7 separate regions of the Mus musculus genome follow, and regions 1, 3, 4, 5, 6 and 7 are each linked to region 2. A link is a loop called in an ENCODE intact Hi-C map of the cell type or tissue named here. Cell type or tissue: left cerebral cortex. All regions are shown on one strand.

Region 1 (4,000 bases), 68 kb after region 2:
TGGGCAGGTGAGATGGCTTAGTGATTGGTTAAGAGCATTGGCTGCTCTTCCAGAGGTCCGGAGTTCAATTCCCAGCAACCACATGGTGGCTTACAACCATCTTAAAGGGGATCTGATGCCCTCTTCTGGCCTGTGGATATGCGTGCAGCAGAACACTCATACATTAGATAGATAGATAGATAGATAGATAGATAGATAGATAGATAGATAGATGATGACGTCCTCAATATGTTAATCAGAAAGCCCTTAAACAAAGAAGTGAAGAAGCCCAGGACCAAAGCACTCATAGTTCAGTGTTTTGTCACGCTACCTATTCTGTAACACAAGTACTGGTCTATTACTCCACGGAAGGAATGACACACTGAGAAAAACGAGGAAGAGGAGGAGGAGGAGGCAGCTGTAGAATATGCTAAGCTTTTGGCCAAGAGAATGAAGGAAGCCAAAGGAAAACACTAGGCACAGACTGCCAAGAGATGCAATGTATCTCACTAAAAGTTTCTACTTCTAAGTTTAAGTACAGCCAAAAACAAGTAACAAATAAGTTTTTTAAGAGTAACAAAGGGGCTGGAGAGATGCCTCAGCTGTTAAGAGCACTGACTGTTCTTCCAGAGGTCCTGAGTTCAAATCCCAGCAACCACATGGTGGCTCACAATCATCTGTGATGAGATCTGATGCCCTCTTCTGGTGTGTATGAAGACAGCTACAGTGTACTTATAGATAATAAATAAATAAATCTTAAAAAAAAAAAAAGAGTAACAAAGCCAGGTGGTGGTGGTACAGGCCTTTATTTCAGCAGGGAGGCAGAGGCAGCGGATCTCCGAGTTTGAGGCCAGCCTGAGCTACAAAGGAAGCTGCAGAGCAGCCACAGCTACACAGAGAAATGCTGTTTTGAAAAAACTAAAACAAACAAAAAGTGAAACAAAACCATAACAACTAAATAATCAGACCTGGAGACCTACATAGTGAGTACAAGTTCAACCTGGGCTTCAGTCAAACGTGGTGACTCGGGCCTTGAAAACCAGTCCTTGGGAAACACAGGCAAGACTGTCCTGAAGTTCAAGGTCAGCCTGCTACATAGTGAGTTCCAGGCCAACCGGGGCCTTACGTGAAACCCCGAGTCAGTCAATAAATCAACCAGTCTGTATAAATCTAGGAATGATATCCCCGTGATCAAAGCTGTCTGAGGACCGACCTGGTCTCAGCTGCCCTGTCCACGCAGTCTACCCTCCTGTCACTGTAGCTAATCTCATTTTCCTTTGGCCACCACGCTCTAGCCACACAGGCTTTGCCTCCACCTATGCACGCGGAACGCTACGCTCCCGCTGCCCCAGCTTCTGCGCAAGCTGAACCTTTGCCTGAACCCCCCTGCTTATCCTCACTCTGCATCCACTACACATCACATGGCGTCTACACAGACATGCCGTGTCAGACCAGCTTCTTCCCTCTTTCCCTCCCTGTCTGAAAATGACGTTTTCAAGTATCAGTACACCACCCATTATACACTCCTCCTTCTTACTGGGGACCCAGGCTTGGCCCTGGGCATGCTGGGTAAGTTATCTACCCACTGAGGCCATTCCCAGCCTTTTTATTTCATGATCTGGCTCTTGTTATATGGCCAAATTTAGCAGAACTAATCGTTCTGCCTCTGTCTCATAAATGCTGGGTTACAGGGACACATCACCACTTTCTTTTGGGGGAGTTTCATTTAGCCCAGTAAGGCCTCAAACTCAGTATAGAGCCAAGGTCAACCGTGAACTACTGATTCCTCCTGTGTTCTAGGGTTACTGGTTAATACCGACATACTGGCTCCTTCCTCATCCTTCCGTTTGGACAAGGTCTGACAGGAAGTTTCTGCATAGCCCAGGGTGGCCCCTCCCTATCTCTATAACCTAGCTGTGGCCTATCTTTGCTGTACCCATAAGGGCCTACAGTTTGGCACACACATTAGACACTTAACATGTGTTTATTGAGTAGACAAATGAACAAGGACTTCCTCGGTGGTCTCCAGAGATCTTTGGTGTGTTGGCTCTGCATGCCATTGGCAATATTGGCATGTCTTGCTCTGTGGTGTGTGTGACCTGGTCACAGTCAAGTGATGAAGACAGTGGTATGTGTGTGGAGGAGGCAAGAAGTCTTTGAGGCAAAAGAGAAGCATGTCCGGGCTGAAGATGCTTGGGGACTCTTTACACTTTCCACGTGATACTTAGAAGAGCACTTTCCTCTTTGCAGCCATCTCCGTGGCTCTTTTGTGGGGATCCGGTTGTTGCTATTACGAGGCTGGCTTTTCTGGGCTAGTGCCTGGTACTCTTATCCTGAATCTCCCTGGTCAGGTTATATGAAGGTGATCACTAGGGGGCGCTCCAACTCACAGTATCTGTCTCCAGGGCTGCCAGCTGCCTGGGAGGCGTGCTGTCTTTGTTTCTGAGGCCTTTCTTCCTCTGTCTCTCCTCTCTCCAGGGTTTTCCTCTTCTACTTTACCCTCAGCCCTTCTCCTCAGTCTCTGTCAGCACATATAGGTTGGCCCCATCCTGGGATCCGTGCCAGTGTGACACAGAAAGACAGACATGGAATCGACCTGCTCACTTGAGTGCTCACAGCATAACAATTTCCCTTAAGCCAGAAGGACAGTGATGCTTCCTGGGAGGCCTGCCTAGGGGAAACGGAAAGGGAGACTTGCTCCACTTAACCCTGGGGCTCCACAACCCTACCCACAGCCACTTGGCTGTCTGACTGAGCACCGACCCAACATCTCTCTTTCCGAGACAGAAGATGAGGGAAAATAAGGCTGCTTTATCTCACTGAAGGATAAACTAAGGCTCCAGCCCAAAGTGGAAACGTGGTGCTAAACAGGTTCAAATACTGCTGTTAAATGAGCCTGGACAGGTCTCTTAACCTCTGAGCATGATGTATTAGGGCTGTGAATGCTTATACCTGTGCCTGGGGTTAGTCTATAGGCCCATGACCAGCTAAGGTAGAACTGGAACCATACCCCTATCTTTTGACTCTCAGGCAGAAACTCTTTTGGGTAGAGAGCACTGGAAACAGGATGTGCACTCTGGTCTCTTCTTTGGGGAGCGGTCTCTGTGCCAGGCAAAGCCACAGGAACTCCCGTCCTTAGTTCCTTAGGGACATTATCTGTCTTTGTGCCATAGACTTCTCTGGGACGTCCTAGAGAAGCACAAGTCTGTCTGGGATACATTATTAATGTCAACCTGAGCATCCTCAACTTGGTTATATAAGAGAGGAGAGAGCAATGTTCCCAGACTGACAGATACTGCTGTGCCTCTGCGGTTGGGGAACAGAAGAGCTAGCCGAATCCAAAAGCTTAGCAAACTCTCTAAAGAAGATGACGTCCACCAACGCGTTAGTCAGAAAAGCCTTAAACAATGAAGGGCACTCGGGAGGCAGAGGCAGAGGCAGGCAGATTTCTGAGTTCGAGACCAGCCTGGTCTACAAAGTGAGTTCCAGGACAGCCAGGGCTATACAGAGAAACCCTGTCTCTAAAAACAACAACAACAAAAACCTTCTGACCATGCTAATGTCTCCCCACTTGCAGCTCGGGTGGTAGGAAGGAAGAGATGGTTTCAAACACTGTTGAGGTAGGGGTAAGGGGCGCACTGGTGGAACCCTCACAGAGAAGCTCTGCTAGTGACCTCTGACCTAGTTGTTCTGTCTGAGGGGATTGAGCCTACAGACAGACTCTCAGAGATAGAAATAAAACAGTGACCTTTCCAGCTACCATTTTACTCACATAACAGAATACTCAAAGTCAGGCATGGTGGTGCACTCCTACAACCCTAGTATTAAGGAGGTGGAACAGGGCCAACCTTGGCTACACAGAAAGTTCGAGGCTAGCCTGGCTACAAGAGACCCTGTCTCAGAAATGAAGATAAATCCCCTTTTTCTCCTCACCAGGATCAAATCTCCCCTGCCCCCAATGACCATTGTATCACTTTTTTCCCTCCCTTCCCCTTCCCTCCCTTGTCCTCCCTTCCTCCCC
Region 2 (4,000 bases):
TTTAAGCTATAAGTAAAATTAGCAAAAGGTACCTCCTTATTAAAGAGTGATCCTCCGAGAAACTATTTCCAGCAGTTCTTAATAACAGTTAAAAAAGGGTTCATTAACTCTAGGCTCTTCCTCTTTTAACAACTGACAGGTAACCTTTTGGGAAGCCCAAAGCACACACCCCTTTCTTCAGCCCCGCTAAAGTTAAAGGTTGATTTGAGGACAGGGAGATGCCTCCGCAGCACCTCTTCCCCCCCCCCCCCCCCCACAGCACCCGTTTCTCTAGGGGATCCATCTGCATTTTGCATTAACCCATCTGCCCCAGTGCGCAAGCCAGAGGGTCGCAGGGGGCTGGGGATGCGGAGGCGGGGTGTGCCAGCCATCTGCACCCGCGCGCGTCCCCAGCTGCACACCTGGGGCCGGGGCCGCGCGCGTCGGCCCCACGCGGAGCGCGCCCCACGCGGAGAGCGGCGCGGCGCGCAGGACCCGAGGGCGGGGCGGGAGCAGCTCGGGTTCGCGCTCTCCCTCGCGGCGGAGCGGACAGCTTGCAGTTGGGGGGCCGACGGTACCTTTTGGATAGGTCCATGAGGACCCCGGAGAAGAGCTTCTCCCCGAGGCGGAACGACACGACGAGCGCGTCCTCGATGATGTGGTCCAGCGTGACCCGCACCTCCGAGCCGGGGATGAGGTGCGACACCGCCGAGTCCCCGCCCGCCGGCGGCACGAGCGCCGGAGCTGGTGGCGGCCGCGGCGCGTCCTCGGGCTGCTCGGGGGCGGCCGGAGGCTGCTCGGGCGGCGAGACCGGGACAGCCGCGGGCTCGGGCGGCTTCGCCTCCTCAGCCTCGGAGCTATCGGCCAGCTCCCCCGGCGGCGGCGGCGGCGGCGGTGGCGGCAGCGGCTGCTCGTCGGCCTGAGGGGCGGACTGGCGCCCGTCGGCCTCGCCGTCCGGCACCGCCGCCTCCGTGGCCGTGACCGGGAGGGGGGTGCCGGCTTCGCTGCCGGGAATGGGCTCTAGCTCCGGCTCGGCCTCGCCGGCGCCCCCTTCCCCGGGGGACGCCGCGGTCGCCGCCGCCTCAGCAGCCACGGCCGCCATTTTCTCGCTGGTTTCTCCCTCCTCCTACTCGGGCTGCGGCGGCGGCGGCGGCAGCGCGGCTGGGATCCCGAGGCCTTCCCCTCCCTCCCGCTAACACTCTCGTCCCGCCCTTTCCCTGATGCTCGTGATTGGCACCGCGCCATTGGCTCCGCCTTCCACCCCCTTCCGCACTTCTGTCAACCCATTGGTCAGAAGGAGCCGTCTGTCGCGGGCTGAGTCCCGCCCCCTCCCTCAGAGTAGGAACTTCCCATTGGTCAGGTGAGTTGTCAAGTGGAGAATCTAAAAGGAGTTTGAGGGGCGGGCTGAAGGATGGCAAAAGCGGCGCCCTGTGCTTACAGCCTGTATCTATTGGTTAGTAGGGGAAATACCGCTTTAGGATTGGTTTATGCCCCTGCCCTTACTCGGCCCGTTCTTCGGAGGTGGGAGAAGGGAAGAAAACGCGAGTCGTGCCAGTTCTTTCAAAGACTCCCCAAGGGGGGAATAGCGGGAGAATGCAGAAAGGGAACCACTTCCCAAGAATCTTTGCGCAGAGATCCTTAGAATAAATGTTATTTCTAGGCTTGGATTTGCTTGTGGCCAAGTGTGGGCACAACAGGCTTCTGTTGGGAAAGATAACTAAAGTTCCGAAAATAATCCTGAGACACTTTTTGGGTGCCTATTCACTAGTCAGATTACGAGGTGCTGGAAACAGGGCGATGTACAAGACATTCTCCATGACCACATGACAGGAGCTCCCGCATACACACAAGCGGTGTTTTCCTTGGTTTCACTCTTTAAAATATAAAGGACTAAACTCTAGGAACCTGCTAATTTCAAAAAAGGAAAATTCTAACGAGAAGACAGACAACTGGCATGCTAAATTGACTGTAGTCCTTAGATCCACGGAAAGAGTTCACTATTGAAGCCTTTTCTTTCCTTACCCTCTTCCTTGCCGTGTGCAGAAAGAAAGAAAGAAAGAAAGAAAGAAAGAAAGGAAGGAAGGAAGGAAGGAAGGAAGAAAGAAAGAAAGAAAGAAAGAAAGAAAGAAAGAAAGAAAGAAAGAAAGAAAGAAATCTAGGCATAGTTGCCGGTGGGGCAGCTCTTGGGAGGCACAGGCAGAAATGGCAAAATTCTAGTCCAGACTTAATACAGTTTCAGGATAGACTCAACTGCAAACTGAGATCCCATCCCAAGAAAGAAAAGATGAGGGCTAGGGGAGCCCTCCAGTGTCCTAAGGTCCTTGTTTTTGTGGTTTGGGTTTTTGTTTTGAAACAGCGTCTCCCTATGTACTTCTGGCTTGCCTGGAACTCACAGAGATCGGCCTCCTTCTCTCTGCCTCCCAAGTGTTGCGTTTAAAGACCAATTCTATTTGAAATCTGTTAAGTCTAGAAGGAGCCACTGTACTCATTTCTTGCAGATTGTTCCTCAGTCAGTCCTTTCTAATAGGAGCAATCAGAGGCACTGAAAACACCTACAAAAGAGAAAGAAGATATTTACCAACGTGGAGGGAAGAATGAAATGTCAAAGATTAATTGAATACTATATATCAATATCTAGTACAATCTTACATGGTCCTTGCAATTCGACAAGTGCTATTATACCCATTTTATTTGAAAACTGAGACAAAAAGGTTTCTAATGTTGTTTAGCTAATAAATTACACGGTCATAAGTCCAGGTATTTTTTTATAGAAAAGACAAAATGACAATAAGCAAATATTAGCCAACGTTCTGTCTATTTCAAGCTTAGCAGTTCTCAGGAAAGTAAAAGTCCAATAGAAGATGCCAGTCAAGGAGAATTCAGAATCTCCCTTTACAGCCACAGGGAAAATGGAGTTTGTTTAGAGACCACTGTGTACCACTGACTTTCCCAAACCCTCTCATTTGAAGTCCTGTGTTCTGGGGGTCTAGAGCAATGGCTCAGCAGTGAGGACCATGTGCTTCTATTGCAGAGAATCATAGTTGGTTCCAGCACTCCAGGGGATTCAATGCCCTCCTCTAGCTACCTTGTGCACAAACCTACTCCCAGACATACAGAGATGAATAGCTAAAAGTAGTGAAAATAACCAGGCATGATGGTGCATGTTTTTAGTGAAGGAGACAGAGACAAATGGATCTCAGTTCAAGGCCATCTTGGTTTATATAGCAAGTTCTAGACCAGTGTACTGGCTAGTTTTGTGTCAACTTGACACAGGCTGGAGTTATTATCACAGAGAAAGGAGCTTCAGTTGGGGAAATGCCTCCATGAGATACAACTGTAAGGCATTTTCTCAATTAGTGATCAAGGGGGAAAGGCCCCTTGTGGGTGGGGCCATCTCTGGGCTGGTAGTCTTGGTTCTATAAGAGAGCAGGCTGAAAAAGCCAGTGGAAGCAAGCCAGTGAAGAACATCCCTCCATGGCCTCTGCATCAGCTCCTGCTTCCTGACCTGCTTGAGTTCCAGTCCTGACTTCCTTTGGTGATGAACAGCAATGTGGAAGAGTAAGCTGAATAAACCCTTTCCTCCCCAAGTGCTTCTTGGTCATGTTTGTGCAGGAATAGAAACCCTGACTAAGACAACCAATTAGGGCATCTATCGTAATGAGACTGTATCTTAGTAATCAGCTTTTAAAGCACACTAATATGTTTTAACTCTCTTTACAAATGAAAAAACTGGGCCTTCCTCAACAAACAAGCAAACAAACTGTGCTTGCTAACATGCACACGCATTGGTTTTGATACCTAGACAGAGTAAGAAAGCCAAAAACATCTCTTACGGGGATTACGTTATGCTTACATTAGACATACACAGGTCTTGCCTTACAGAATTTTCATTATGACTCTACATCTATAGTTCACCACAATCAGCTAATTAAACAATAACATATAGTCTATGGAGCCATGACACCCTGAATTCTCACACTGTATAATCTCCCACAGGGAGGAAAATAAGAGTTGGGTCCTG
Region 3 (4,000 bases), 47 kb after region 2:
TCTCTCCCTCCTTCCCTTCTTGTCAACAGGGTCTTTCTATGAAGCCCAGGGTTCCCTAGAGCTTGCTTGTACCCAGTTCTTTCCTCAGCCTGGGGATTACAGGCATCCCACAGCACACCTGGCTCTGGGTTTGCCTGTGTGTTTTCATGGGTAGTTTTGCTCTTCAGACTATTTGGTGTCTGGATTCAGAGAGTGAGATCCAGGAGGCCCTGGATGCTACTGAACTAGAACCCTTGACTCTTGGGTTACATTGCAGAGAGCTGTGGCAAGGGCTGGACCTCAAATCCAAGGGAATCCATTGCTTCAATGTACTTGGGTTCTGGCGGCTGGAACAGGAGTTGAACAACCAGAGTACAGAGTATGGTTTGTGCTTCTATAGTTCTCGTGTCTCTGTGGTACTGGTGGGCATGTATTCTATCTAAAAAGCCATAGAGGACATAGGTTGGGTTTGCTGCTAGGGACTGGAATCAGGCCCTGGAGGAATCGGGTCGAAGGAAAACCTGACTTTTCAGTTTATATTCGTGCTGGAGTAGTTTTAAAACCTGGTGCCAAAAGTGTGTGTGTGTGTGTGTGTGTGTGAGAGAGAGAGAGAGAGAGAGAGAGAGAGAGGCAGCTCAGTGAAGAAAAGTATTACTTACCAACTCACCAGGCCTGAAAGCCTCAGTCCCATCCCTAGGCACCCATGGGAGAAGGTGAGAACACTCCTGTAAGCTGTCCTCTGACCTCCACATTGGCAACGCGGTGCCCAAGCCACACAATGCATAATTAATTAATTAAAAATAATTCAGGAGAGCCAGGCGTGGTGGCGCACGCCTTTAATCCCAGCACTCGGGAGGCAGAGGCAGGCGGATTTCTGAGTTCGAGGCCAGCCTGGTCTACAAAGTGAGTTCCAGGTCAGCCAGGACTACACAGAGAAACCCTGTCTCGGAAAAAAAAAAAAAAAATTCAGGAGCAGGCATTGATGTCCCTGTTGGATTTGAGCAGCTAGTTAGTCATTTAGACCAACGACGAAAGTGGAAATAACAATGTGGATTTCAAGGCTAGGTCATAGCAGGGCATCCAGTTACTTGATTCTTTTCTGTACTTGTTTTCTTTCATTCTTCTGTTATTGTTGTTGTTGGTTTGGTTTGGTTTGGTTTTGGTTTGGAGGCAGGGTTTCTCTGTGTAGCCCTGGCTGACCTGGAACTCGATCTGTAGACCAGACTGGCCTCAAACTCAGAGAGATCCTCCTGCCTCTGCCTCCTCAGTACTGGAGTTAAAAGTGTGCTCCATCACTACCCAGCATCAGAAAAACAATGGGGGGGGGTTGTGTTTTGAGACAGGGTTGCTCTGTGTAGCCCTGGCTGTCCTGGAACTCAGAAATCCGCCTGCCTCTGCCTCTGCCTCCCAAGTGCTGGGATTAAAGGCGTGCGGCACCACGCCCGGCAGAAAAACAGTTTTTAAGGGCAATCTATTTCAGTTTAAGGTTGGCAATTATTATTATTTTTTAATTGTTTAGATTAAAAAGCAAAACAAAATCCGAGGGCTGGACTAGAAAATCTCTGGGGAGCCTGAGTCCTACATCTTGACTTTCAGCAGAACGGTTGTGGGGGAGGGGCGACAGCACAAATTCCTCTCCCTAGAGGCTGGGATGGAAAGCAAACCAGGCACCGCGGCAGCTAGGCGGGGAGAAGCTCAGACTTTCCCAGGCGGTTCCTACGCGGAAGTGCTGGGGTGAGGGTGAGGGAAGCCAGGCCAAGGAGCCTGGTGTTAGAAGGAGCAGAGCCTGCAATAAATCACCTCCCTAACCTGCCTGCTTTCCTAGGCTGTCAGCTTGGTGGAGGGTGAGGGTGGGGGCGGGGCAGGGGTGTGCTGAAGCTGGCGGGGCACCAGAGGAGTCTACATTTCAATTGCAATAGGAAACCAACACCCTACACCTCTATTCCTCTGCCCCAGCCGCTTTTCCTTTTTCTCCTCCGTCCATCCTTTGCCCTGCCCTCCCCTTCTCTCTCTGTGGGCCCTCCTCAGCGGAGAGGGATCCACTCAGACATCAGGCCTGCAGTTCTGGTCCTCTCCGGCCTCCTTTACAGTGGGTTCGATTCCCTCCAGGGCTCCAGGCCATTCCATCTTCGGCACACATGTCTCATTCGGAGATCCAGCTTGGATGAGTGTAGCCCGATGATGGATGAGATAAGACATTAGGGCTGCCAGGCGAATGGCAGCTAGCCAGAGAGATAGGACTCTCACAAGATAGCAGAGCCACCCTGAAGAGAGCCTACAGCTACCAGGATACAATGTTCCTTGGGTGCTGCCCCCCCATCCCCACCCCATCGCCCATCCCCAGGCCTGGGCAGCTAGTGGTGCTGGAAGCACGGGGCAGAAAAGAAAGCCACAGACCCTCTGAATCCAGTACTTAGTGTACAGATCAGCTTTAGTGGGTGTTGTGCCTTTCCAAATGTCAAAAGCGGACACACACACCCTCCTCCCTACCCCCTGCCAGAAGATCCCATAGAGATGCTTGGATCGGGAAAGGTTGCTTATTCCAGCGGGCTACTCTGTGCAGGTGTGTATAATCGGCTCACTCATTCATTCATGCACACAATGTGGGAGTTCTCTATAGAGCTCAGCTGCCCACAGTAATGCCCATGTAGTCTTAGAGGAGCAGGCTGGTTTCAGTACAACCTTCCTAGCTGTGTGACCTTGACCAGGTCTACCCCTGCATAAATAGCAGCTCATCCCCTCAGGATTCTGTCAGGTGGCACAGGTAAATTGCTTAGAACAGAGCCCGACTTGTGAAAGATCGATGGATTCTTTCATCCACCCAAGAGCCCATACGTGTGTTTGTGTGTGTGGGGGGGGTGGGGGTGGGGTGCAGGGCTGCAATGTTTGAGGTTTGGGGGCCACAGCCAGGAACAAGTCAGAGGGGGTTCCTGGTCTTAGGTGGTTTATCCTCCAGGCGGAAGACTGGAGATAAGCAGACAATTGAATGAAGAACCAGGGAGATTCAGGTAAAGGGAGGAGACTGGAGACTGGAAGGGAGTGAACAATAGCCAGGAGCGGCCTGTGACCAAGGGCTGAAGAAAACAGATAAACCCAGATAAGCCAGACAGGGCGGCTGGAAGGCCAGGATGAAGATGTTATTTTAAGCCCCGTAGGAAGTGACTGTGCTTTAGTGTCTGTTTTGCTTTTTAGCCTACACAGTTGCAAGCAGAAGAAGGAGGAAGGAGTTGCCAATATTTTAAGCAGGGGAAGAGAAGAAGGGGGAAGTTAGAAGCAAGTGTCTGAGCAGCTACTGTGGTGGGGTAGGCAAGTGGAAAATGACAACCCTTCCCTGCTAGGTTCCTTGGCTAAGCTGAGCTGAGCGTTAAGCAGACACAGGCAGAGCAACAGGGGAATCCTACATTTAATTCCATACTCAGGTAACTGACAGCATGGAAAGCTACGGAGAGGAGCAGGGGCGTTCAGCCTCTGAAGGAGAGCTGGCAAGAAGACAAGGAGGTGTGTAGGGAACAAAGGCTGAGTCGTCACACAAGTCTTCCATGGAACGAGTCTTGGAGTAGCCCCGAGATGAGCAGGAGCTAGGCTGTCTGGGAATAGTGTCAACCTCCTCCTCCTTCCATGTCTGATAAATTTCCCGAAGCCAGGTATGACGGTGTATGACCATAACCCTAGAATTTAGGCAGCAGAGGCTCTTGAGTTTAGGCCAGTGGTAAAGGTCTTTGTCTAACATGGAGTTGATCCCAAACCCAGTAAAAAAAGAGATTTCCAGGGAGGGAATTCAGGACAACTAAGTTCTGTCAGAAGGATCTTACTATGTGTAATATTTATATTAAATATACACACACATCCCTTTTGTTGAAATTGGGTTTCACTATGTGGCACCAGCTGATCCAAAATGTTTTATTGACCAAGCTGGCCTTACACTTGCGTCAATCCTCCTGTCTCTGCCTCTGAGGTTCTGGGATTGCATGTCTGCCATCACAGCCGACTATACTGTAGTCACTTTTGTTGTTGTTGTTGT
Region 4 (4,000 bases), 190 kb after region 2:
CTTAGTCTTTGATCTCAGAGACCTCCATGTGCAGCTCTGCTTGTGTAGTAAATGACTCACCCTAGGAAACCATGCTGGAGGGTTGCCAGCCTCAGCGGGAAGATTCTGTGTGAGGCAGACACAAGAAGCTGGCTGTGGTGATGACGGCATCAGCTCTGATCTTGTCTTTAAATTAGCACTAATGTGAGGGGAAAAAATTAGGAAGTAGATGAAGAATGTCTTAAATGTGGGGTGGGGGAGGGTGTGGCATTTTCCCTGAGCTATCTGTGGCCTTTTCTGGAAAGTTCTTTTTAGGCTTCTGTTTCTACAGCAGGGAAAGGGTATAGCTCTTGAAGAGTGAGGGAGCTACACTAACGTAGGGTCTCCTGTCATCAGACCCATGTGCAAGGAGCTGGGTCTGTGACTCTCAGACTATGGAATCAGAGGGTCCCAAGGAGAGGCGAGCCACTGCTCTGAAAGCCTGGGTAGGTTGTGGTACCAAATGGCTTCAAAGGTCTGACCTGAGACCCCCTCGGAACCAACTCTATCCTACTCAGAAACTTGTCAAAGCCTAGACAGTTCTGGTTTATCAGGCTCCTCCCGCTGGGAAGCATGGGGTAGACAGACCTGCTCACAGGGGCCCCCTATCTGTGGTCTCTGCTTCCCCGTGTCTATGAAGTGAGGTTGGTGGTCTTGGAAGCTGCTGACAATAGTGTGAACTGTGGAGCAGTCCGCACACATCAAAGGCGGCCTGCTGCCAGTGTTCAGTAAACGTTGCCGCCATTTCTAGTGTAGCTCAGGAGATTTGACAGTGATTTGTTATAACAGAAGTCTTCACTGAGGGGTGGGAAGATGGCTCAGTGTGTAAAAGCATTGGCCAGAAAAGCAGGTTAGGGGCAGAAAAGGCCCTAAATACAGATTTTCCCCAAACTCACATACAAGCCTGGCATGCATGAACACAAGTCTGTCACTCTAGTTCTATTGGGGACAGAGACAGGAGGATTGCTGGGGATTGTCAGTCATCAGCAGAGATCCAAGTTCAGTGACAGATTCGGACTCAAGGGAATAAGATGAGAAATGGTAAATCAGGACACCCGCTATTTTTCTCTGGCCTCAGTGTGTGCATGCGTGTACACACACACACACACACACACACACACACACACACACACACACGTCTTCAGTAGAAGCAGAGGCCTGAGTGTGGAGATTTAGACGCTGGCTGATTCCCTCAGCAATGCTACTCATTGTGCGTGTGTTGTCGTCCTTTCCTGACTGCTTTGAAGAGAGAGAGAGATCAACATTTGATGCCTACATTGGTCCTGAGATCTTCTGGCCCAGCCGTTCATTTTGCTGAAGTCACAAACGTTATCACCCAAACCACACAGGGGACCCCAAGACACTCAGGACTGGACCCCGTTCTTGCTTAACAAGAGCTGGTACTCCTGCCCCATCTCAGGCTGGTCTCTGACACAAACAGGGAGCTCAAAACTCTGTCCCAAGTGCAGATGTCTGGAAAAGGTGAGACTGATTTTATTCCTTTTCTTTCTTTTTCTTTTTTCCCAGCACAAGATCACAGCCACCCTAGAACCCTGGCCTGAGACTCTCCCTTTTGTCTTGGGCTCTGAGGCTAGGAAACTGTCTGCTGCAGAGGCCTGCTGGTTTTTCCAGCCCCCTGTGGCTTATTGGAGGTTTGTGCGGTAGGTGTGCTCCCTCTAGTGGCACAAGTAAGAATTACATGCAGCCCGGAAGCCGTTTCTTCCTATTATGGTGGGGGTGAAGAGTGGGGTGGGGATAGGAGAGAGTGGGTTGGGGCTGGGGGGCTGGGGAGCTGGGGAGGCTGGGGGGGTGGTTGTCAAGCCTCCAATGTAACTTTGATGCATTCTGTACTTGTAGAACCGACTCGCCCCCACCCCCGCACTGTCTCTCCTTTACCTCACCCTAATTCCAGCCCTGTCAATCCCAACTTTGACTTTTGCTCTTTGTTTTTGTATTAATCTTGATTTACTAACATTCTCTATTAAAATATTATCTGTATATATTATTGAGTCTTTGGTCATCTTTTAAAATTTGTGTCTGAGATGGGTGTCAGACTTCTCCCCTGCCATAATTTTGATCATCAACCTGCAGAGGAAAAGCCCTTATGTAAACGGAGTACAACACGCACTTGCCAGGGGAGACCTAAGGTCTGTCTGTCAGTGTGGGCTGGAAGCTCTCTGCACTGTCATGATCAGAGGTGGGGTTCTCCAGGCTGCTTCAGAAGGGGGTAGCTGCCCTTCAAAGAATGCACTGAACTGGGGTCTGGTGGCACAGGCCTTAATCCCAGCAGGCGGACTTCTTTGAGTTCCAGGCCAGCCCAGTTGACAGAGCAAGTTCCAGGACAGCAGGACTGCACAGAGAAACCCTGTCTCGAAAACCGTGAGGCGGGAAGCTGCTTTTCAAAGAGTGTATTGAAGGAGAGAGAGCCTTTGGATTAAAGGCTCACCAAGTTCTAGGTCTTCTTCAGTACCTACATAAAGGGAAGACCGCAAACAGGCCCAGCTTCTCAAGGCATTCAAGAAGCCACAGACAGGACTAGGAACGAGGGTCTTACCATGTAGCCCTAGCTAGCCTGGCATTTGTTATGTAGATCAGGCTATCCTCCAACTCACAGAGATTCACCTGCCTCTGCCTCCTGAGTGCTGGGATTCTCATCATCATGCCTGGTTTAAAAAAAATTTTTTTTTTAGAGAAAGGAAAAGAAAAAACTGTTTACAAATGAAGGTGCCAGTCCATCTCAGAGGCTGACCCTTCTGCGGGGACCCCGGGCAGAACCCCTGCCCACCTGTTGATCTGTTTGGGCCACAGAGTACTGCCTGGTTTCTAGACACTTACCCACCCCATTGCATTTGTGGTGGACTCAGTGAGAATGATTAAATAAACCTTATTTTGTTAGCACTGGGCCCACGCTTCCCAGGACCAGCCCATGCCCTACCTGTTGTTCCATGAGTATCCACCAGGGGGCAGTGAGCGCAAGCTGCTTGAATGTTTGACCCTATCAGATAGGAAAATCTCTAAGCGTTGATCATGGGCTTACCGCATTCTGGCATGGAGGCTTCTTTAGCCCTGTATTCTGAAAACACCTGACCAGGGTAGACTCATCTCAGTGCTATTCATTCCTGCCACCAGGCACGCAGTGAAACCCTGCTCTTCATCACCGACCGAGCAGTGGGCCAGCAAATAATAATAAAAAGCCTGGGTCCTTGATGAACAGCGCTTACATTCTGAGGAGGCTCAGGATTACCCCATTGTAATGTCATACTCCCTCTGCATACTGGTAAATTAATACTCTTTTTCTTTTTTCTTGAGAAAGTTTCACCCTTAGCCCAGACTGGCTTTGAACTCAATGCAATCCTCCTGCCTCAGCCAGCAGAATGCTGGAGTTACAGGCAGAAGCTAAAGCAGCTTTCTAATAGGAAGGAACATGATTATGAGGGTCTTTGTGATCTTCCACCCTCACAAGTCTCAAGTCTCTTCTTCTTAACTGCCCAATTCTTCTGGCTTCAGTCAGTTCCTAAAGAGCACCCAGCTCTTCCCTGTGTAGAGAGGGCATTTGTACCGGCGACCAGGTCATTTTGCTCGAAGAACATTCCTTTCAGGTTCTCCTGTTGCCCTGTGTCCTGCTTCAGAGCCCAGCTCCTCTGTGCACTCATGGGCTCTGATTTACAATTCTTTGACCTACGGATTTTTGACTTTGGAAGGTATAAATATAACACACGTTCAGCAGGAACTGCCTGGAATTTTGATCTTTCCCCTCACTGTCCCTGTGTAGGACATTGGCTTTTGCAACAGTGACAGTAGGCAACCTGTCAGGGTGAACAATTGCTCTTCTGTGTGCCATGTGGCTGGGCCCCAATGCTCACTTTTGAATGTATCTTTAACTGAGCAATATTTTAAAACTTATTGTGTTTTAAACGCAATCCCAACGGAAGCAGAGGAGTAGCTGTGTCCTGGTTGAAGGAATCTCAGAGAGCTATGAGAG
Region 5 (4,000 bases), 67 kb before region 2:
TTCAAGGAAATAGCTGGGATTACAGCAGGCCCGTGGGGGGTGGGGGATGTTGGTAGCTAATATATAAATACATTTTTGCTAGCATTTCAGATGGCTATTCACTTTCTAGACGTAGCTGACCTAGAACTCACTACGCCCAGACTACCTACCCAGTCTGGCCACAAAGTTCTGTGATCTTACTGCCTCCACCTCCCAAGCACTGAGATTATACCCATTATACCTGTTCTGGTGGATTTTAAAGTTACACTGTTTAAGAGATTTGAAAATGGGGCAGTGGTGGCACACGCCTTTAATCCCAGCACTTGGGAAGCAGAGGCACGCAGATTTCTGAGTTCGAGGTCAGCCTGGCCTGCAGAGTGAGTTCCAGGACAGCCAGGGCTATACAGAGAAACCCTGTTTGACAAAAAAAAACAAAACAAACAAACAAACAAACAATAAAGGATGTGGTATACGTGGTATACTTTTTCAATGCTTTTATCACGGTAAATATTTACTCAAAATTTTAAGAAAAACTCCTGCTATTAGTTCATCTTTTCAAGTGAACCAAATTACATAAACAACTATGGAAAATAACACCAGAATCGTATACTTTTCATTTCTTTTGTTGAGTATTAGTATTTATCAGGAAAGGGAGAGATAGAGAGAGGTGGATAAAGGTGTGTGAATGACATATAGGTGTGGATGAGAAGACAACATTCAGGGGCTAGTTCTCTCCTTCTACCACATGTTCCTGGAGATCAGACTCTGGTCAGCAAGCTTGCTGGCAAGTGCCTTATTGTCACACTAAGTCATCTCTCATCTCCCTAGCCCCTCACAATCTCACAACCTTATTTGTCAGAAAATTACGAGTCAGAAATATGGCTCATGCTTCACTGGGTATGAGTATGTCTTGTTTTGTTTTGTTTTTCGAGACAGGGTTTCTCTGTTTAGCCCTGGCTGTCCTGGAACTCACTTTGTAGACCAGTCTGGCCTCGAACTCAGAAATCCCCCTGCCTCTGCCTCCCAAGTGCTGGGATTAAAGGCGTGCGCCACCACAGCCCAGCGGTATGGGTATGTCTTATGTTTCATTTCAGTGTTAAATCTTTTTTTTTTTTAATAATTCTGTATAGCTCCGGCTGTCCTCGAACTCACTCTTTAGACAAGGCTGGCCTCAACTCAGAAATCTGCCTGCCTCTGCCTCCCATGTGCTGGGATTAAAGGCAAGTGACACCACTGCCTAGCTTCTGTGTTAATTCTTAAAGTATCTACATTTAAAAACAAATAAATCAAAGGAACAGTATTTCTGTCTATGAAATTTTGTATAACTCTATGGAATTTTTTTAACTTTACTGTTATCTAATTAACTCTTCTGGTGTGCATGAGTGTTTGTTTACATGTATGCCTGTTTACCATGTGTGTGCCTGGTGGCCATGAAGTTCAGAAGAGGATCTTAAATGCCCTGGAACTGGAGTTAAAGTTGTGGTAAGCTGCTATGTGAGTACTGGGGATTGAACCCTGGTCCTCTGAAAGTGCAGTCATTGCTCTCAATTGCTAAGTCATGCTTCCTAGCCCCTTGTGGGAATTCATGACTGAGCCTAGGAGAGACTTAACCAGTCTTGATGAAAGGCTACTTTCCTTTCCGATGTCTTTTTAATTTTCTCCATCTTTGCTATCCTGTCACAAGAAGAATGGCATTGTTTCAATTTTTTGCAAATCTCTGATTTAATACAGGACAGGTGAAGGCCTGGAGGTCTAGCTCACAAATAGACGGACTTGCCTAACAGCTAGAATAATTCACCCCTTTTTGTATTCCTTCTGTTGCACTATATCAGAAGACAACCTCTGGAAAGCGCTGTACAGTCATGAGAAAATGAGTGGAAAAAGTGTGTAATATTTACTGTTTTGAAAACTGTTACTCTCCTAACAGAGCTCTTGAAAGGCACTTTGGAAACTACTGGAAAGAAATGTTTATTTAGGGACGAAGGATGTTTTCGGGTTCTTATGCACATTCCTAACATGAGGGACGCCAGAATAAAGACGTTTTTAAAGCCACAAGTAGTCGCGTTTGAAAAATTACTTTGTGCTAATTGGCAGGATTTGACATAACTCAAGATGACAGCTGAGGCTCATAGTACTGAGCCGTACAGTGACGTCACACAGCTACTTCCGCTCACTCTCTTCGAGTTGGCCACTACATTTCCCAGAATGCTTTGCCAGCAATGGCGCCATTGGCCAGCGCGGCCGGAAGTGCACCTGACTCAGGAGGAAGTAGAAGGACTCGGAGGCAGGAGCGGTGGAGAGAGGAGCTGGGAGGTTGTGAAGCCCATCGTGGGTCTCGCGGCGTTCGGTGAGGACTGTGGCCTGGGACAGGCGCGGGGTCGCGCGGGGAGGGGCTTTTCTAACCTTGACTCATAGCCGGGAGGGACGCGACACTCGAGTAAAAGCGAAGCCTGCGAGTCCTGACCCTCCCTTTTAACTTTTCCTTTTAACAGGCTAGGACGAATTCGGACTTTAACGCGACACTGGGTCATTGGCGTGGTTTTGCTGCGACCAGAGGGGTGGCAGGCACCGCAGAGGTTCTGACTCAGCTTCTAGAGCAGCAGTGGTTAATAGGATGAACGTAAAATCATCAGAGTCACTTTAAAAAAACAGAGATGCTCTGACCTGACTGCAGACCAATATTGTCAGGATCTGGGCAGCAGGGTTGCGCAGCGAGAGTTGAGAACCGGCTCTTCCAAGGCTGAGTTCTGAGTCCCTGGAGGATGCCTGTGAAAACATCTGCGCAAAGGCTCCCCTTCCAGAATTAGCTACCTAAGCTATACCGCTTGCATTTGCTTACGATGATAAGCACGATTTGGGCACAGATGCCATCTTGGGCTCCATAAGAAACTTATTCTTCGGCTCCCGGTGGCGATAGTGTCCCATTCGGACTTCATTGTTTCCTGTTGACAACTTGGTCATTTATTCTGAACAAAGATTAGAACTCTTTCTTTCTTTCTTTCTTTCTTTCTTTCTTTTTTTTTCCCCTGCAGCTGTTTTGGATTCTGTCTAATTTGTGCCATCCAGCAAGCTGCCGGACGTGGAAAAGTCACATTAAAATCAGTCTTTTCATTTAGGGTATGGATCGAGGGTGTGGTTCAGTTGTTTAAATGGCTTACATGTACCACAAAGTCTGAGATTCGGTCTCCAACACCAGTGGGAAGTGGGGATGTTAGTCTTGGTATAAGTCTGATACCATATTTGATCAGCAAGACTATCAGTTAAAATGATAATTGGCATTGAGTGTGAGTTTATTATACTCTAGTTTGGGGCTGGGGAGGGGCCTAATACAGGGTCTCATAGCCCAGGCTAGCCTCACATTTGCTGTGTAACCAAGGATGGCCTTGAACTTCTGATCTTTCTAACTACATCTCCCCAATGATGAGACTGCAGGAATGGGCCACCACAATTGGTGATATCCTGTTTTTAAAATGACTTCCTTGGACAGGCATGATCCATACTCCTTTAATCCAGCAATGGGGAGACAGAGGAGGGTGGATCTCTGAGATCAAGGCCAGCCTGATGAACAAAACAAGTTCCAGAACAGCCAGGGTCACACAGAGAAACCCTGTCTCAAAAAACAAAAACAAACAAACAAAAAAAAACAAGCCGGGCATGGTGGTGCACTCCTTTAATCTCAGCACTCAGGAGGCAGAGGCAGGCAGATTTCTGAGTTCGAGGCCAGCCTGGTCTACAAAGTGAGTTCCAGGATAGCCAGGGCTACACAGAGAAACCCTGTCTAGAAAACAAAACAAAACAAAAAAACCAATAATACTTATAAAACAAATAAATAAAAATAATGACTCCCCAGTCAAAGAAAGTCAAGCTGTGTTTGGCGGGGTTATATGTAGAAGTTTGTTTAGGTGTGAAAGACAGAAGGGTTTTTTTTTTCCATATTTTTTTTATTGGGTATTTATTTCATTTATTTCCAATGCTATCCCAAAAGTCCTCCACACGCTCCCCCACCCACTCCCCTACCCAC
Region 6 (4,000 bases), 180 kb after region 2:
ACTTAACCATTGAATCACACCTTGGTACATCTTCTCTTTTTAAGTAAGAGTCACAAAGTATATGTTTTTTTTTTTTTTTTTATAATTTTTGGTGAAGTCCAACTTATCAATTCTCCATCGTCTGTGCTTTGGTGTCAAGGGTAAGAGCTCTCTGCTTAGCCAGGTCTTACAGCGATTACACTGTTTTCCAGCTTAGTGGTTTGTATTTGCATCTGCGATCCAGTCTGAGGTCATTTTTAACAAGGCTAGAAGTTAAGTTACAAACCTTCTTGCTTATGGACGTCTAACTTGTAACTTGTACTTGACAAACTCTTGGAGAGTATCAGGGAATGAGAAGCTGGGAAGGATTCGTGGTTAGGCAGGGATGGAATGGTAAATAGTAACCCATTTGTGAGGGGAAGGGATACATTTCCACTCTGAATATTTACCTGCAGGTGTAAATACAACTGCTATAAGCTGATTTTAAATTACCAATGTGATGGCGCTGGGCTAGGGAAGATGTGCACATACACACAAAGCTGAGATCTTTACACAGTGAGAGGGTGCGGAGGGAAGGTCAGGGTTTAGGGACCTGAATCTTTTATAAGAAGCTGTATTTTTTAAAGACTTATTTTTATATATGTGAGTGTGGGTGTCCCCAAAGTTGGAAGAAGGCATTGGATCCCCTGGAGCTAGTGTTTGAATTGATATGAACTGTCAAATGTGAAAGCCAGGAATCAAACTCACATCTTCTGGAAGATCATAAGCCATCTCTGCAGTCCTATAATAAGTTAACTTCTTAATATTAACTCCCTAATAGTTCTGCAGAGGTATATATACATATACATATACATATACATATACATATACATATACATATACACGTACACGTACACGTACACGTACACGTACACGTACACGTACACGTACACGTACACGTACACGTACACGTTCACATTCACATACACACACACACACACATACACATACACATACACATACATATACGTGTGTGTGTGTGTGTGTGTGTGTGTGTGTGTGTGTGTAGCCACAGGTTCCCTAACGGGGTGTCTTTCTTGATCACGGTCCACTTTATTTTATTGAAACTAGGACTCTGACCGACCCCAAGGCTCACAGCTCAGTCTGCATAACAGAGTCAGCTTGCTCAGGGATCCTTGTCTCTGCCTCCGAATGCTGGGATCACACATAGTTGCCATGCCTGCCTGGCTTTTGTGTGACTGCAGCAGATCCAAATTCTGGTCCTCCCCACTGAACCATCTGCCACCCCTATATTTATTATTCGGGATAATAAGGAAGACTGGCCCGTTCTGGAGATAAATACCACAGAAGCAAGTTGGAAAAGACAGAGCAGGAGTATGTCTCAGTGGAGGAGGGCTTTCTCTACCCTGTTAGAGTCTCTGAGTTCATCCCTAGGACTCAACAAACAAACAAACAAACAAACAAACAAACACACACAGAACAAAGACAAAGGTTATTTTCAATAATGGCTGTGTTTAACGCCAGCTATTGAAATTCCTGAAAATTTGACAATAGACTTTCAGGCGCTGACACAAGCTGGTTTATAGGAAGAATAATATCAAAGGACAAAACACACACACACACACACACACACACACACACACACACACACACACACACACACACACACAGGGTTGGAGGAGAGACAGAGAGAGAGAGGGAAAGAGAGAGAGAGAATATGCCTCTTGCTGATTTCTCTAGCTAGGAGCCAGGAAACAGGTGAGGAAGCGTATGACTCAGGGTGGATTTTTCATTATCTATTTTCTAGAACTGTTATTATTACTGGAAATTGCAATGAGTAAAGGAAGTATTTGATGGGATTTAATTGGAGTTGTGTGTGTGTATATCTATGTATGTGAGTGCATATGTGTGAAGGTATGTGTCTATGTGTGTGTGAGTGTGTGTGAGTGTATGTGTGTGAGTGTGTGTATGTGTGTGACTGTGAGTGAGTGTGTGTGTGTGTGTGTGTGTGTGTGTGTGTGTGTTCTGTCACTGGTAGCTTTTCTGCCCACCTTTTACCAACTGTAAAGCTATAAAACTAAGCATTTGGGTAAATTTGCTCATATCCTACACTGAATATGTGTGGAGCCTGCTTTAAAACCTGTGGTGGTTTGTATATTCTTGGAGCAGGGAGTGGCACCATTTGGAGGTGTGGCCTTGTTGGTATAGGTGTGACCTGGTTGGAGTAGATGTGTCACTGTGGGTGTGTGCTTAAGACTCTCATCCCAGTTGCCTGGAAGTCAGTCTTCCAATAGTAGCCTTTGGATGAAGATGTAGAACTCTCAGCTCTGCCTGCGCCATGCCTGCCTGGATACTGCCATGTTCCCACCTTGATGATAATGGACTGAACCTCTGAACCTGTAAGCCAGCCCCAATTAAATGTTGTTTTTATAAGACTTGCCTTGGTTATGGTGTCTGTTCACAGCAGTAAAACCCTGACTAAGACAAAACCCTTGACTCCTAAGTTAATTAATTTTGAGATAGGATCTCACTCTTGCAGCCCAGGCTGGTCCTCGACTCACAGCAATCCTCCTGCCTCAGCCTCCTTCTAGGAGTGAGGATTCTAGGCGTAGCTGCTTTTGCAACTAGAGCTCTCATTCACCACCAATCATGAGTTCTTCTGGCTTCTCTGTCTCAGGCAGCCACATCAGCAAGCACGCCTGTATTGGGTGCTCTTTAAGGGCTGCAGCTCCCATCCAGACTCTGCAGTAACAAAAGCCACAAGAGGCTCTGTTTACACATAACCAGGCCCTTACACATAACCAGGCCCTTACACATAACCAGGCCCTTACACATAACCAGACCCTTACACATAACCAGGCCCTTACACATAACCAGGCCCTTACACATAACCAGGCCCTTACACATAACCAGGCCCTTACACATAACCAGGCCCTTACACATAACCAGGCCCTTACACATAACCAGGCCCTTACACATAACCAGGCCCTTACACATAACCAGGCCCTTACACATAACCAGGCCCTTACACATAACCAGGCCCTTACACATAACCAGGCCCTTACACATAACCAGGCCCTTACACATAACCAGGCCCTTACACATAACCAGGCCCTTACACATAACCAGGCCCTTACATATAGCCAGGCTCAGCGGGTAATCCCTGCTTGCTGATCAAGCCTGGCGACTTCTCAAACTCAAGCAATGGTGGAAGGAGAGAGCCTAGTCCACAGAGTTATCCTCTGATCTCCCTATGTTCTCTGTAGCATGCACCTCAACAGAATATTCATGTGTGCACACATATATTCACATGAATAATAAATAAAAATTAAGGTGAAATAATTAAACAGGGAGCCAAAGGGGTGGTCCAGTGGGTAAGAGTTACACTGCAGCCATGAGGACTAGGGCATCCACATCACATACCCGAGATTTAGATAGCTCCCTGCTCCCTGCCAAATTCCTGGCCATGCAGCGTTCTCCATGCTAATGAGGTACCTAGAGGCCCTGAGGGTTTAGCCAATAAGCTTCCCTTTCCACACATTTCTCCCTGCAAAAGGTATTTAATCTTCGCTCCACCCTGAGAAGTTGGTATGGTACCAAATGCATCCATCTGCTAAGATGAACAGTCAATAAACCGTTCAGAACCATGAACTGTCTCTTACATCAAAATTCGCAGTGAGGAGTCACGGAGAAGGCATTCGACTACTGAGCTGTAGCCTAAGCCTCCAGCAGAAGGTCTCTCTGTGCTTCTAGCCACAACAGCAGCCAGGCTAAGACAATCACCACCGAGCTAAGCAGAGCTCCCCTTTACTCCCCAGCCCCGAGCTCCACGCTGTCTCAGCCCGTGCCCCTACTCTGCTCCCTACTCCTTGAGAAGCCCAGACGTCCGGGAGTTTGGGAGCACGCAGTCCTGGCTTGTCGAGGGCCTGTGGGCAACCCCCCCCCCATTCCAACTTCTCTGTATGGTTCTCCAGCAGCTATTGGGGGCCCCTGAAAGCCAAGGAATACCAGCTCTGACTTT
Region 7 (4,000 bases), 54 kb after region 2:
CTGGAACTCAACATGTAGCCAAGGCTAACCCCGAAGTTTGATCCTCCCACCTCTGCTTCTGCAACGCTAGAATTGCCATGAGCTGTTGTATCTGGATTCATGTGTTGCTGGGACTCAAACCCAGGGCATCATGAATGCTAGACAATAACTGTGCCAACTGAGCTACATCCCCAGCTTGGATCCTGATTGGTCAATCACAGGCTTCTTGCTGAGGTACCGAGGAGATACTTCTCCCAGCTTGAAACCAAAGGGTCAAAGGTCACCTAGAGTTCTTCAGGCTTATCTTCCTGGAGGGCCTACAGGGTTGTCTGGTGTGGTTGTGGCAGAGCAGCACCTTCTGGAGCAGGGAGGTTTCATTGCAGTGGTCCCTGCAGCTAGAGGGGTCTCAGAGTAAGTGGAAAGTGACCAGACCTGCCAAGCTGCGAGCCCTGGCCCCTGCCAGGAAGGGGCTTCTCAGGCGACTGTTGCTCACTCTGGCTTAGTTAGGGTTTCTATCTCTGTGATAAAACCCTGGTCAAAAATAGCTTAGGGAGGAGGAAAAGGTTTAGTTCACCTGACACTTCCGGTTAATAGTCCATCACTGAGAGAAGTCAAAGCAGGAATTCAGTCAAGCAGGGCCGGGACGTAGCGGCCATGGAGGAGTGCTGGATACTGCATAGCATGCTCCCTATGGCTGCCTCAGTTTCTCTCTTTATGCACCCAGAATCACCTGCCCAGCTGTGGCACCGCCCACAATGGACGACCCTCTCACATCAATCACTAATCTATGAAAATGGACCATTGGCTTGCCTACAGGCTAATCTATAGAGGGGAATTTTCCCGACGGTGGTTTTCTTTCCTTGAATTACTCTGGCTTCTGTCAAGTTAACAAAACACCAGCCTGCTCAGCTACCATTCCATGGCCCGAACAGCTTGCTTCTGGATGGCTCACTCATGAAACAACAAAATCATATGGTATTTAGGATTAGGACTTAAAGCTAACTTTCTCAACAGCATTTGACAGTGCTTCATAGATATCCCAGAGTCCTGGGCAGAACAGCATCCCTCAGATCTGCTCACCTCCAGCAGCGTCTATTCTGTGCTCCCCTAGCTGTCATAGGGAAAGGACGTAGTCAAGAGAGGACAGTAAAGAAGACATTTTCAGGCCGCATCAGGAACACGAGGGAGCGGGGGTGGGGGCGGAATTGGGGACGCTGCTGACAGGGAGGGGCTTGAACTTCAAAGGGCAAAGAAGGGGTTAAGGTCTGGAACTGTCCCAGAGGCTATGGGCACTTGGTTCTGAGCCTGCGTTAGAGGCATCAGAGACATTTTAATCGCTGATCTGTAGGGCACCATCTTTGTCTCCTATTTTTATGACAGTGAAAATAAAGTGCTTTCCTTGGGCCTAGGGAATGTGACATTGAGCTTTCCAGATAGAGGCACAAATAGTACAATGTTCGTAGGGGAGGAAAAAAAGCCTGTTTTCTTTGACAAGATCTGGGGCTCGAGAGGACTGGCACCGAGTTCAGAACAGGAAGGGGAGAGGACGATTCAGGCCAAGGAAGATCCAACCAGAGAGAAGGGAGGATCCAGTAGGCGTTTGCTGAGGATCTATGAGCGCCTGAGGACACCCTGGAAGGATGGTTTGTGAGGGTAGAGCCAGTATTCAGATCTAACTGGAGGTGCTGAGTAATGCGGGAGCCTTGGGGGAACCGGCTCCCATCCTCTCGCTTAAAAACACTTCTCAGTTGTTGTTTTGTTTATTCTGAGACAATGTCTCAGAATCAGTATGTAGAGCAGGCTGTGGTCCTGAGATTACAAACCAGAGAACCAGGGCTAGGCTTCTCCAACTATTTCCGCCATACCCCGCCCCCCAGGTCCCCAGAAGCAGCGTCCAGAATTCCTCCGGGGTAGCACTCAAGAAAGAAACAGTCTGGACTCTGCTGGATCCCAGCAGGTGGGAGGCCAGGATGTAGCCGAGGAAAGCAGCCATAGAGTGTGGAGGGTCTGAAGCTGCCCTCCAGCTGGTTCTCCGCTTTTCTTTATCTACTCAAAGCAGATCAGATGTTGCTTTCGAGACTCAGAGTGTGTCTTTTGTGCTTTGAAGGAAAAAAAAAAAAAATCCCTGTGCCTAGGTAACAGGCTGACTGCAGAAACGGAGGGTTTAGCTCCAGAGTCAAAGTGGGTGCTGTGCCAAGAGCGGAAAGGATGAAAGGGAGGAGGCTGACTTTGCAGGCACCGCCCCTCTTTCGCTTGGAGAAATCACAGCTGAACAAATGAGGCTGCTGGGGTCCAAGGTACAGCCTGATTCCACATTAGGACTCCCAGCTTAGGTCTGTGACTCCCCAGCTAAGGAGGAAGCAGCATCAAACCCTGCTGCTCTCCACCTTCTGGGCGGCCTCCGATGTGCTGTCTCTACTCTCTGAAGGAGCCTTAGCTACTCTTACTTAAAGGGAGAGGGCAGAACTGGCCTTGAGTTCCTCCAAGGTCCTCTCTAATTGAAGCAATCCGCCACATCCTTCTTGGTCTGCCTTAGAAACTTCCGTTTTCCGGAGCCTCCGGTGGTCCCTGGGTTATCTCAAACCTTCTTCTTACAGTGGGCAGGTGTAGTTTGGGGCAGAGGCTCTCAACCCTGTGCTCTCAGAGGCTGGAGAAAACATGTTTTGGGCTTTGCTTGTTGTTGCAGCTCTCTTCCTGACGACTTGGCCCTGTCGTTCGCTATAACAGAAGCAGCGAGGTAAAATATAAAGGAGTAAATGTGGCTATATCCCCACAACACTCGTCTGTGGAAGCTACATCTAAATATTTTCTTAATTGTGACTTAAAAAAAAATTTTTTTTAAGATTTATTTTATGTGTATGAGTTTTTATCTGCATGTATTTATATAATTCTTCCACTCGTGTGCCTGGTGCCTATGCAGGTCAGAAAAGGGCATCAGATCTTCTGGAACTGGAGTTAAGATGGTTGTGTGCTACCATGTGGTATTTGGAACTGATTCTGGGGCCTCTGCAAGAAAACAAGTGCTCTTAACTACTGAGCTATCTCTCTAGCCCCTTAATTTAAAAAAAAAATTTTTTTTAATTGTATGGGTGTTTTGCCTGCATGTATGTCTTGTGCACCATATGCATGTAGTGCTCATTGAGGCCAGAGAGGGTGTGGAATCCCCTAGAACCGTTGTAAGCAGCCATGCGGGTCTTGGGACTTGAACCAGAGTCCTCTGGAAGAGTAGACAGTGCTCTTAACCATCGGGCCTTCTTTCCAGGCCACCAATTCCCAGCCCCCTTAGTTTAGACTTTTTGAGACAGGTCTCACACAGGCAGAGTGACCATTAACTCCCGATCTTGCCTCCACTTTTTTTTTTTTTGGTTTGTTTGTTTAGTTTTGTTTTTCGAGTCAGGGTTTCTCTGTGTAGCCTTGGTTGTCCTGGAACTCACTCTGTAGACCAGGATGGCCTTGAACTCAGAAATCCTCCTGCCTCTGCCTCATGAGTGCTGGGATTAAAGGCGTGTGCCACCACACCCGGCCCTTGCCTCCACTTTTTAAATGCTGGGATTACCATGGGCTCCACCTCACCTGGCAATGTCATCTGAAAGCAAACAAAATATGCAGACAGCAAAATCACCTTCCAAAGGCTCTGATATCCTGCAGGCGGGATGAAGTCTGGCCACAGCTGGTTGGGTGCACAATGCTGTTTTGTTGCTGGGTTTTGCTGTATACATCCTCAGCAGAATATGGCGACTTGGGGGATAGCATGGTGACCTTGGCCCCACACTTACTCTTTTTCTTTGCCTGTTTTTCTTTTTTCCAAAATGGGTTCTTGCTATGTAGTTTGGGCTGGCCTTGACCTATTGGCAGTCCACTGGCCTCAGCCTTCTGAGTGCTAGGATTACAGACAGGCGCTACCAGGCCAGGTTTGCCCCAATTCGTTACCATTTATGAAGAGACAGCCACGTGTATTAATTCCTACGATGCCCTACCTCAGTTATCTTGGATAAATGAGATTAGAAATGATGCAGCCCCA

Evidence for each region. Peaks named below come from ENCODE experiments on the same cell type or tissue, not always from the same donor. Only the 100,000 strongest peaks of a DNase experiment are listed, where the experiment ranks them.
Region 1: it touches region 2 in a loop (6-fold over the local background); 9 of 42 quality-filtered maps call a loop at or near these places.
Region 3: it touches region 2 in a loop (2.5-fold over the local background); 9 of 42 quality-filtered maps call a loop at or near these places.
Region 4: a loop joins it to region 2, with 8 times the contacts of the local background. A loop is called at or near these places in 5 of 42 quality-filtered maps.
Region 5: it touches region 2 in a loop (2.4-fold over the local background); 7 of 42 quality-filtered maps call a loop at or near these places.
Region 6: a loop joins it to region 2, with 6 times the contacts of the local background. A loop is called at or near these places in 5 of 42 quality-filtered maps.
Region 7: it touches region 2 in a loop (4-fold over the local background); 10 of 42 quality-filtered maps call a loop at or near these places.

What each region holds. Positions count from the first base shown.
Region 1 is chr11:43,611,646-43,615,645 of GRCm38, reverse strand. It overlaps the pseudogene Gm12149. Among named protein-coding and RNA genes, the nearest start is that of Fabp6, 12 kb to the right of the region's middle. In left cerebral cortex, CTCF peaks have their summits at 688 (motif pointing left) and 2,358 (motif pointing right); a DNase peak (open chromatin) is centred at 2,356.
Region 2 is chr11:43,679,174-43,683,173 of GRCm38, reverse strand. Pwwp2a (PWWP domain containing 2A) reads right to left here and starts at 1,176. Exons shown (of 2, transcript NM_027557.1): 1 at 558-1,176. The coding sequence starts at 1,081. Gm34963 (a long non-coding RNA gene) reads left to right here and starts at 1,110. Exons shown (of 2, transcript XR_388594.3): 1 at 1,110-1,339. In left cerebral cortex, CTCF peaks have their summits at 488 and 1,656; DNase peaks (open chromatin) are centred at 581, 1,350 and 2,323; H3K4me3 peaks cover 1,835 bases; H3K27ac peaks cover 997 bases.
Region 3 is chr11:43,631,955-43,635,954 of GRCm38, reverse strand. No RefSeq gene overlaps it. Among named protein-coding and RNA genes, the nearest start is that of Fabp6, 32 kb to the right of the region's middle. In left cerebral cortex, a CTCF peak has its summit at 1,617; DNase peaks (open chromatin) are centred at 1,618, 2,599 and 3,171; H3K27ac peaks cover 2,376 bases.
Region 4 is chr11:43,491,859-43,495,858 of GRCm38, reverse strand. No RefSeq gene overlaps it. Among named protein-coding and RNA genes, the nearest start is that of C1qtnf2, 20 kb to the right of the region's middle. In left cerebral cortex, CTCF peaks have their summits at 631, 1,677 (motif pointing left) and 2,965 (motif pointing right); DNase peaks (open chromatin) are centred at 82, 1,677 and 2,972.
Region 5 is chr11:43,746,248-43,750,247 of GRCm38, reverse strand. It overlaps Ttc1 (tetratricopeptide repeat domain 1), which reads left to right and starts at 2,240. Exons shown (of 8, transcript NM_133795.2): 1 at 2,240-2,326. In left cerebral cortex, no CTCF peak of the experiment used is centred here; a DNase peak (open chromatin) is centred at 2,191; H3K4me3 peaks cover 1,369 bases; H3K27ac peaks cover 654 bases.
Region 6 is chr11:43,498,685-43,502,684 of GRCm38, reverse strand. No RefSeq gene overlaps it. Among named protein-coding and RNA genes, the nearest start is that of C1qtnf2, 26 kb to the right of the region's middle. In left cerebral cortex, no CTCF peak of the experiment used is centred here; no DNase peak of the experiment used is centred here.
Region 7 is chr11:43,624,680-43,628,679 of GRCm38, reverse strand. No RefSeq gene overlaps it. Among named protein-coding and RNA genes, the nearest start is that of Fabp6, 25 kb to the right of the region's middle. In left cerebral cortex, no CTCF peak of the experiment used is centred here; DNase peaks (open chromatin) are centred at 1,582, 1,922 and 2,135; H3K4me3 peaks cover 908 bases; H3K27ac peaks cover 1,848 bases.